Linked DNA regions of Homo sapiens: region 2 is linked to region 1. A link is a loop called in an ENCODE intact Hi-C map of the cell type or tissue named here. Cell type or tissue: Calu3. All regions are shown on one strand. Links, peaks and the distances in the headings refer to the core of each region. The heading gives the core; the rest is flanking DNA. Region 1 has its middle 4.8 kb from the start of SRP9. Region 2 has its middle 23 kb from the start of SDE2.

Region 1 (5,378 bases), core at 161-5,160:
CATAAGAGATCAGTTTCAATTCAATTCAGCAAAAAGTAAAACAAGTGTCCACCCTGGACAAACACCAGGAGCTGGGCTAGGCATTAGAGACCCAGCAGTGAACAAGACAGGCCCAGTCCCTGCCTCATAGAGCTCACAGTTATGGAGAGAATGACAGTAAAGAACAGATCTCCATTGTGAGGGTCCCCATCACTGTGAGTTCCAGCATCTCCAAGCTTAGCCCAGCCTCAGCCCCTACAGAGGCAGAGAAATCAAGATAAGGAAGAAGTTATGGGAATTGCCCTTGATTATGCAAATGTCCCCAGTCACACTAGGATGCATTCTTTTTTTAAAAATTTAATTTTAGGTTCGGGGGTACATGTGCATGTTTGTTACATGGGTATATTGCATACTGGTGGGCATTAGGTTTCTAGTGTACCCATCACCCAAATAGTGAGCATTGTACCCAATTGGTACCTTTTTAACCCTTTCCATCTTCCCACCCTCCCCCTTTTGGAGTCACCAGTGTCCATTATTTCCATCTTTATGTTGATGTGTACCCGTATTCGTCCATTCTCATACTGTTATAAAGAACTACCTGAGACTGGGTAATTTATGAAGAAAAGAGGTTTAATTGAACTCACAGTTCTGCAGGCTGTACAGGAGGCATGACTGGGGAGGCCTCAGGAAACTTAACAATCCTGGCAGAAGGGCCAAATCAAGTGCTTGGAAGCCAGCACTTCTTCACGTGGCAGCAGGAGAGAGAGAGAGAGAAGGGGGAAGTGCTACACAATTTTAAACAACTAGATCTTGTGAGAACTCACTCACTATCACAAGAACAGCAAGGGGGAAATCCACCCCCATGATCCAATCACCTCCCACCAGGTCCCTCCCCCAACACTGGGAATTAGAGTTCAACATGAGATTTGGGTGGGGACACAGAGCCAAGCCACATGAGTGCCCATTGTTTAGCTCCCACTTATAAGTGAGAGCATGCTGTATCTGGTTTTCTGTTTCTACGTTCGTTGACAGGATAATGGCCTTCAGCTCTATCCATGTTGCTACAAAGGACATGATTTCATTCTTTTTTTTTTTTTATGGCTGCTGGATGCATCCTTTAAACTAGGTTATTCCTTTCCTGCTGTGGCTTCTGAAAGGCTATCAGAGAGTGTCCTTTATAAATTGCTCACACATGCACAATGTCAGAAAAGGAAAAATTCCTTTCATTCCCAGTCAAGAAGATCAGGGCCTCTGTACCCTTTGTGGTTATCCTTTCTGCTTCATTTTCACACACATATCTTATTTGAGCTTTCAAACAACTCTGCCAGGGTGGTCAGTGAGCCTTATTACAATTCCAAAAATCTGAAAAGCTCTGGAAAACAAAAGTATCTTGGTAACTCCATTAGTAGAAAATGACCTGACCTCAAGTAAGGTTGCTTAGTCTTTATTTGTTTCACTTGGTGTGTTTGGTTCCAGGGTGGGGCACAGACCCTGCTGGTGGTATTATGTAATATACCACATGTGCACTGTATCACCTTTCTAGGATCCAAAAGGCTGTGAATTCTGAAATACGGGTGGCCTCAAGGATTTCGGACAAGGGATTATAGTCCTGTGCCACTCTCCTTTACAGGTGATGAAGAAACCAAACCTGAAAAATAAGTGACACTAAACAGATTGGCCCCAGACTTTGCTCCGGATTGTCCAGCAAATGGCAAAAGCCAGTGGATGTTAATCATAACCGGAAGTGACAGGATTAATTTTGATTTTTAGAAAGTGTAACTAGTAGAAATACAGAAGCTAGATCGGTAAAGCAGAGCCTGGGTGCAGGGTCAAAACCAAAAGCCCTTGCACTTTTCCTTATGTTCACCACCTCCCGCGATTGTGTTCATGTCTTTGCCTCCCATTCCTGATCCCATTTCTGATCCCATTTCCCATCCCATTTCCACTGTATCTACCCTCTCACCCCAAAGTTGCTTTCATGGGTTCACCAGCTGACTATTATATTACCCACTCCAGCAGACATCTCTCAATCCTTTGTGACTAGATTATTCAGCTGTATTTGAGGCCACTGGCCACCCTCTAATCCCGAAAACTTCCCAGACCCCTGGCTTTTTTGGCCCCATTCTTTCTCGCTCCTCTCTGACTTCTGCTCTGGCTCTGTCCTGACCTCCTCTGCCTCCCCTGGTTCTTCAGGATTGGGATCCCAAGACACCAGCCTCTGGTTTTCACCTTCTCTAGTTCTTCCTGGACAATACCCTTTGAGTTTTAACCCCAACCTCCATGCTATGAGGCTCCTGGATTCCTACTTCGTCCAGGCTTCTTCCCTGAGCTTCAGATTCATATATCCCACTGCCTACCAGGTCCACAGCTAACCCCAGAGTTGAATTGTGGAAGGTGAAAACAATTTCTCACCAAATCAAAATTTCTAAGCTGTAAATGTGATGTCTCTTTAAAAAAAAACAACCTATTTTATTATTACTGTTGGCAAATTATTAGTAACATGCATATTCAACCACCAGAATTCAGTTAACTGTGTATGGCAGACCTTTTATAGGCCAGTCATTGTGCTGGGCAAGGCAATTTACAAGCTAGTGAGGTCAGGGGCAGAGATAATAAGGCAAGTTCACAAATGCCAATAGCTGAAGCTGGAGAGCGCGTCAAAGCGAGGGAGGGAGCAGTCTAATCCCTGAGGCTTGGCAGTACCTGTGTTCACTTCCCCTCCCTTTACATCCTGTTCTGTATCTTCCCAAAGGTCTGCGGAGGCATGCAAGAGGAGGAAAGTTTGGTGGTTGTTAAGATAAAGAGGAGTGACTGTTTTTGAACTCTTTCTTTTGCTTAAGTTTTGGTGCCTCTTTGTTTTCCTCAGTTGTCTTCTAAAAACAATCAGCACTGTAGCTGCTTTAGACTAAGAACATATATAGGTCCTTAAATGGATTCTTATATTAATAATCATAGTACTAGTCCGAAGTGCTGCTGGCTTGCCAGGAATGTGTGTCATGTTTATTTTCACTTATTAAATATTTATTGACCCCGCTATATGCCAGGAGTGAAAGAAGACATTGTTCCTCTTGTACTTCCCAAGTTTCATGGATTCAATGCAAGGCAGACAGGGTAAAACAAACCTGGTAAGAGAAGCCAACCAAGAAACCGGTTTGCCCAGGAGGTTGTGTCCCAGATAGGGAGGGAAGGAAACCTGAGGGAGTCCTGACACCAACGTGGGTCTGGGGCAGCTTTGATTCAGTGTCCAGTGGAGGGCAGTGGTGTGCAGACAGTCACACAGAGACAGCCATCCCGGAGGGCTGACTCCAGCCTTTCTGGAAGGAAATGGTCGCCCATTCAGTACATCAGTACATACACCCAGCTTAGCTGAAATCATGTTGGTGGACTTGTTTACCTTTTGCTCAATCTCAACACTTCCTTTCACAAGGGCTCTCATTTGATTACCAGGAATCTCCAATCCAGTTTAATTTATTAATTCCTTACTGAGCACCTAATCCGGGCCTGTCACCCTACCAGGGGTGCTACAATGACTACAAAGATATGCACAAGAAGCTTACAAGTAATGAAAGCAGGGGAGGGTGCAGGGATTAGGCAAGTTTACAAATAATCAAAACTGAAGGCAGAAATAAGCATGGATGAAGCACCTACCATAACAGGGCACAGTACACTGGGGTTTCAGAGAGGCCTGACCATTTCCTACCCTCATAGCTGTTTGGGGAAATCAGGAAGTAAACCAATTACAAGATAGAACAATATAAAGTGTCACTGTATGAAATGCCGAAAAATGTTCTTCCTTGTGTATGTGTGGGAGCAGCCCAGAGCTGACCCCTAGGGACCCACATTCAGCACTCCCTAGGGGATTCCGATCAGAAGCCCTGGAGCAAGGATTGCAGCTGGGGTGGGGGCCGGGGCTGAGAACAGTGGGGAGGGAAGGGCAAAGAAGGCAGGGATAGAAGTCAACCTAAGAAGGTTGGGCATGGTGGCTCACACCTGTAATCCCAGCACTTGGGAGGCCTAGGTGGGTGGATCACTTGAGGCCAGGAGTTCAAGACCAGCCTGACAAACATGGTGAAACCCCGTCTCTACTAAAAATACAAAACTTAGCCAGGTGTGGTGGCGTGCACCTGTAATCCCAGCTACTCTTGGGAGGCTGAGGCACGAAAATTGCTTGAACTTGGGGGGCAGAGGTTGCAGTGAGCTGTGATCACACCACTGTATTCCAGCCTGGGTGACACAGCAAGACTCCATCTAGGAAAAAAAAAAAAAAAGAAGTCAACCTAAGAAATATAGCCCCTCCAAGGGGGCTCAAGGGACCTCTAGACCAAAGACTGTACTAGCACCCTCATGCCACCCCTACCTACTAAGGCATCCCCCAGGGACATCTCAGAGTTCCTGGAGGCTTCTGTCACTGCCCCAGTTGCACCCCACTCCAAGAATGTGATCATTTCTATACTTTGGGTAGGTAATGATCCCTTTTAGGTGAAACAGATTTCAAGCCGAACAAACACCTTCAAAAAACAACAGAGGAAAAAAAATCTTGGTTTTTTTTCCCAAGGACGTTGAGAGAAAACAGGCTCAGATGGAACCTTGGGTATCGCAAAGGCCACCCTCAATGCTGCCTCCTCTGGGGGAAGCTGGGTCAGGCCAGGTCACACCCTGTCCAACCTCAGCTGCTGGCTGTTCTAGAGACCAGAGGCCAAAGGTGGGGGCACTGAGATTCCTGAGGTTCCTGGCTTGTCAGTTTCATCTGAAACTGATTAAAATGAAATGCAAACCCATATGGCTGGGAAGAAAAGGTCAAGATTTTGCCCCCACCTCCCACCTCCTCCCATCCCCTTCCCCTCCTCCCCTCCCTCCCTAGTCCTCAGCATGCAGCTCTCTGGCTGAATCCCATCACCGCTCCAATTTCCCCTTCACCCGGGCAGCCCCGCACTGAACAGAAACTCCGCAGAATGGCCCCATTGTAGACCAGACAAACCAAAATAGCAGCATCTTCTGTTCTCCGCCTTAGAGAGATTCACTTAAAATCCCGAAGTCCCAGATGTGGACGACAATGGAAGCTGTTGTTGCAAATTAGTGATCCTGGAACAGCTGAGAGGTAGGTTGTCGGAAAGCAGCCAGTATAGTGAGTTGGGCTGTGAAGAGAGAGAGAACAATTATGCAGTCACTCCATTAACCCAATTAGCAAACAGCGGCAGGAATTCTGTTAATTGACAAAGAAGCACGGTAGGGAAGGTGGGAAAGGGGGACAGCGACCTGGGTGGGGGTGCTGCAGGGGGAAGAGGGGTGTGATGGGGCTGGGGAGGGAAGAATTGCTGCTGGGATGAAAGGGCCAGGAATAAAACTTCAGCTAGGCTGGCGTGGTGGCTCACGCCTGTATTCCCAGCACTTCGGGAGGC
Region 2 (5,378 bases), core at 176-5,175, 200 kb before region 1:
TTTTTGAGATGGAATCTCACTCTGCTGCCCAGGCTGGAGTGCAGTGGCATGATCTTGGCTCACTGCAACCTCCGCCTCTCGAGTTCAAGTGATTCTCCTGCCTCAGCCTCCTGAGTAACTGGACTTACAGGCACGTGCCACAACGCCCAGCTAATTTTTGTATTTTTTTTGTAGAGATAGAGTTTCACCATGTTGGCCAGGCTGGTATTGAACTCCTGACCTCAGGTGATCTGCATGCCTCAGCCTCCCAGAGTGCTGGGATTATAGGCATGAGCCACCACGCCCGGCCAATGATACAGTGAACTTTGAAGGCGTCACTGCAACTCCAGCCTGGGCGACAGAGTGAGACCTCATCTCAAAAAAAAAAAAAAAAAAAAAAAAAAAAAATTACAAAGAAGCAGGTGAAATTAATTTTAGCAATATATTTTATTTAACCCAAAAATATTCAAAATATTTCAATAATAGAAAATTATTGAGATAGTTTACATTTTTGTGCTAAGTCTGAAATCTGGTGTGTATTTTATACTTACAGCACTTTTCAATTCACAGTGGCTACATTCCAGGTGCTTAATAGCCCCGTGTGACTTTGAGCTCCTGTATTAGGCAGTGCCCCTCTAGAACACATCTTAAGGCAAGGCAGTGAGCACAGCAGAACTGTCCACCTTAATCCAAACACACGTGTACAGAGCTGAATCAAAGCCACATGAGGCTGGGAGGACTTGGGGCTTTTAGCACGCTCTGCCCTTCCCTCAGCCACCCTTGTGATAAGTGGAATATATGTAAAATAAAAGCGTTATGACCAGTCAGATGTCTTTCCTGTGGGGACTCCTTACATGCCAGGCTGGCAGAGGTGCAGAAACAAGTGCGAGAGCTGTGGTCTGTGAGTCCTAACCTTGGCCTTGCTGGTGTGGGGCTGGGTGACCTCATCTGGCAAACTGCGGTATCTGTTTAATTTTATGAATTGAGCTGTGAGGCATAGCTGAAATTTGCATGGGGGTGACAAACATACTTTAAAGCATCTTGCAAAAAAGTAGTAAGAATTAGGAGTTGTAGACAAATGCTCAATGAAAACAGGAGTGTGATACTGGGTATTGCACCATACCGTAGTGCTGGATCCCTCAGTTTACTAAGTAGATCTTTTGGTCCAATTACGGGGTAGTGTAGGAATGGCGATTAGCCTGGTATGTCCCATCTCTCCTTGTTGAAGTTCTGCTTTTTTTTTTTTTGAGATGAGGTCTCGCTATGTAACTCATGCTGGAGTGTAGTGGCACAATCACAGTTCACTGCAGCCTCCACCGCTCGGGCTGGGACCACAGGCATGTGCCACCTTGCCCGGCTAATCTTTTAAAAATTACTTGCAGAGACAAGGTCTCACTGTGTTGCCAGGCTGGTACTTAACTTCGAAGACGGCTCACAGGCTGCCTCTTCCAACTGCGAGCCTCAGTGAGGAAACAGTGGGCTTGTTGTGGAGTTTATTCTGCAGCCCTCCAGCCTGCAAACATTAATTGTGCATGTCTGATTAGTAAAACATTTGGGGGTGCACCCCACATGATGTCACTCATCTGTCAGAGCCCTCCATCGGCCTTGGAGTACAAGCCCACGCACTTGCAGTGGCCAGCAATCCCCTCTCAGGCTGCACGCCTCTCCCCTCTCTGACCTCATCTACTCCTCCTCACTCCACCACAGCCCCCGGGGCCTCCTTGCTGTTTCCTGAACCAACCAAACACACTGTGCTCCCCTGGCGTGGCACAGACTGTCCCTCCTTCCAGAACAGTCTTTTTCCAGACGTCCCCAGGGAAGACTCTCTCACCTTTCACTCGGTTTAAAATGGCAACCCCCACCCCCATCACTTTCTTTCCTGACTGGTTGGTTGTTTTGTTTTTTTGAGACAGCCTCGCTGTGTCGCCCAGGCTGGAGTGCAGTGGTGCCGTCTCAGCTCACTGCAATCTGTGCCTCCGGAGTTCAAGCAATTCTGCCTCAGCCTCCCAAGTAATTGAGACTACAGGTGTGCGCTACCACGCCCAGCTATTGATTGATTGATTGTATTTTTAGTAGAGACGGGGTTTTGCTGTGTTGGCCAGGCTGGTCTCAAACTCCTGACCTCAGGTGATCTGCCCATCTCGGCCTCCCACCGCGCCTGGCCGACAGTTTTATTTTTTTGAGATGGAGCCTTGCTCTGTCGCCCAGGCTGGAGTGCAGTGGCGCGATCTCGGCTCACTGCAAGCTCCGCCTCCTGGCTTCAAGCAATTCTCCTGCCTGAGCCTCCTGAGTAGCTAAGACTACAGGTGCGTGCCACCACGCCTGGCTAATTTTTGTATTTTTAGTAGAGACATGGTTTCACTGTGTTGGTCAGGCTGGTCTTGAACTCCTGACCTCGTGATCCGCCCGCCTCGGCGTCCCAAAGTCCTGGGATTACAAGCGTGAGCCACCGTGCCAGGTCCTGACAGGTTTTGTTTTGTTTTGTTTTGTTTTAATAGTACTTATTACCCCTTATCATATTTTTTTTTTTTAGTTAAATGTCCCTCTCCCCTCAGAAAATAAGCTCTGCCAGGGCAGAGAGTTGATCTGTTTTATTAGTGCCGGATACCTAAAATGTGCTCCATGAATATCTATTGAATGAATCCAGTGTACTAACATATTTATAAAACAACAAACAGAATTCCAAATAAATTCATCATCTCTCAACAGACCACATGACATGTCCACTGGGGTGTATGTACCTGCTTTGAAACATTTGCTTGTAGAAATGTGTGTCTTTTAGCCCGGGCGCGGTGGCTCACGCCTGTAATCCCAGCACTTTGGGAGGCTGAAGAGGGTGGATCACGAAGTCAAGAGATTGAGACCAGCCTGGCCAACATGGTGAAACCCCGTCTCTTCTAAAAATACAAAAAAATTAGCCAGGCGTGGTGGCAGGCGCCTGTAGTCCCAGCTACTCGGGAGGCTGAGGCAGGAGAATCACTTGAACCTGGGAGGCAGAGGTTGCAGTGAGCCGAGAACGCGCCACTGCACTCCAGCCTGGTGACAGAGAGAGACTCCTCCTCAAAAAAAAAAAAAAGAAAGAAATGGGTGTCTTTGAAGGTGGTTGAGGAAAATGACTGGGACTTACTGTTTTACCAAAATCTGAGAGCAACTGAAGTGAGTGCATGAGTGGCAATTCTGTAGAAAGGGATTCTGTTGAGTCGCTCAACACCAGCCAACCATTAAAAAGGTTACCTATTTCTGAGGAAGAGTCTTCCTGTAACCACTAGAGGGCGCTGTGCACTAACAAATGCCAGCCAAAGCCGTCAGGGAGAGACTGCTGGGGAAGGTGGGGAGGAGGTGGCGCGGCAGTGTTGCCTGGCAGTGGGGTAGCAGGTAGCAGGATGGCCAAATCCTGTGAGACCCACCTTTCCCCGTCCCTACACTCCCCTACACACCATAAGTGGCAGACTGATGATTAGGTGCAGCTGGCCTGGGGTGGACTAGGCCCTGTTCTTTTTTTATTTATTTTTTCTTTTTTTTGAGGCGGAATCTTGCTCTGTCGCCCAGGCTGGATTGCAGTGGCAGGATCTCGGCTCACTGCAAGTTCCGCCTCCGGGGTTCACGCCATTCTCCTGCCTCAGCTTCCCGTGTAGCTGGGACCACAGGCGCCCGCCGCCACCACGCCCGGCTAATTTTTTGTATTTTTAGTAGAGACGGGGTTTCACCGTGTTAGCCAGGATGGTCTCCATTTCCTGACCTCGTGATCCGCCTGCCTCGGCCTCCCAAAGTCCTGGGATTACGGACGTGAGCCACCGCGCCCGGCGCCCTGTTCTTTCTGATTCCTTAATTCTCAGATTTAGCTTCAGTTTTCACTGTACAGGTGGTGAATAAATCATTTAGTCTTGCTGAATATCCCATAACATTATTACTTCTGTCCTCAACAAACAACGTTATCTTTAATCATTTGCTGTTGTTTTCCGCTAGAGGAATTTCAGTGTCTGTGTATACAACCATGTCTTTATTTTTGTGTTATCAAAAATAAATCTGGGGCCGGGTGCGGTGGCTCATGCCTGTAATCCCAGCACTTTAGGAGGCCGGGGTGAGCGGATCGCCTGAGGTCAGGAGTTTGAGACCAGCCCGGCCGACACGGCGAAACTCCATCTCTACTAAAAATACAAAAATTAGCCAGGCATGCTGGTGGGTGCCTGTAATCCCAGCTACTCAGGAGGCTGAGGCATGAGAATTGCTTGAACCCAGGAGGCAGAGGTTGTGGTGAACCGAGATCACACCACTGCACTCCAGCCTGGACAACAGAGCCAGACTCCATCTCAAAAATAAAATAAAATAAAAATAAAATAAATAAATAAATCTGGGGGTATATATAGCTGTGTTGTGTATAGCTCTGACATATTTATTTGTGACTGGCCCCTGCATTTCTCCTTGGTGGGAAATGTACGTGTTGACATTAGGATTCAACTCAGTTATTACACCCAACCTGAGCTGCTCTTAGACCAGGCAGGCAAAAGAGGCCTCTGCCCAGAGTCTGCATCTAGAAAAGACAGAAACACAAGGCTAGGGGAAGAGGAGGACAAAATCCCAGCCCACACCCTGGAAATTCAGAGAAAAAGTGGCTGCTTTTGATCTAGGTTCATCTCCCCAGGTCATCCTTAGTTGGTGTTCAGGCAGACGGGGTCCAGGAGGTGCCCTTCCTCCCCAGCTCCATTCACGTGGGTGTAGTTAGTGGGGCTGCTAGAACTGCCTGGAAGTCCTGAGTGGGCACAGCAAGGTGTGGGGAGGGGACTCGTCCGCCCAGCTTCCGAGGAGTTGACAGATCCTTCAGGCCAGGCCCGGTACTGTGGCAGCGCTATTTCACGGGCTGTGTTTCTGTGGTTGCTCAGGACGATGAGGCTGTAAGGTGGGCCTCCCCGGCTCCAGGCTCCAGTTTTGTCTTCATGTGAAGAGCCTCAGGGCACATACTGACCAACATGACCAAAGTGAGCATCAAGCCTTACACTCAGAAAGTATATTTATTTGAATAAAATATCACTGTTAGACACTTTGGGAGGCTGAGGCAGGAGGATCTTTTGAGTCTGGAAGTTCGAGACCAGTCTGGGCAACGTAGTGAGACCTCATCTCTATTAAAAATATGGATAGATAAATAGATAGATAATTACTGTTATATTTTTGTATATTGGAGTTCTATGTAAGATTCTATTTACAAAAGCATTCACTGATAAAATTGAAAGTTTGCAGGCATTAATTTTTATATCACTATACAGAAATATGGATTTTGGAAAAATGGATAGCTCTTAACTGAGTAAAGTGGGAAAAAAGATGAAAAATGATTCTGAGATATAAGAATGAAATATTGCACCTGTTGTCATGTTAGAAGAGGAAGGACATAAAATTTTTGTAGA

Evidence for each region. Hi-C counts contacts between places; a loop is a spot of excess contacts. Peaks named below come from ENCODE experiments on the same cell type or tissue, not always from the same donor. Only the 100,000 strongest peaks of a DNase experiment are listed, where the experiment ranks them.
Region 2: a loop joins it to region 1, with 2.7 times the contacts of the local background. A loop is called at or near these places in 70 of 110 quality-filtered maps.

Annotation. Positions count from the first base shown.
Region 1 is chr1:225,770,338-225,775,715 of GRCh38, reverse strand. No RefSeq gene overlaps it. Among named protein-coding and RNA genes, the nearest start is that of SRP9, 4.8 kb to the left of the region's middle. In Calu3, for the core only: a CTCF peak has its summit at 3,235 (motif pointing right); DNase peaks (open chromatin) are centred at 2,645 and 3,215.
Region 2 is chr1:225,974,033-225,979,410 of GRCh38, reverse strand. No RefSeq gene overlaps it. Among named protein-coding and RNA genes, the nearest start is that of SDE2, 23 kb to the left of the region's middle. In Calu3, for the core only: a CTCF peak has its summit at 3,261 (motif pointing right); a DNase peak (open chromatin) is centred at 3,280.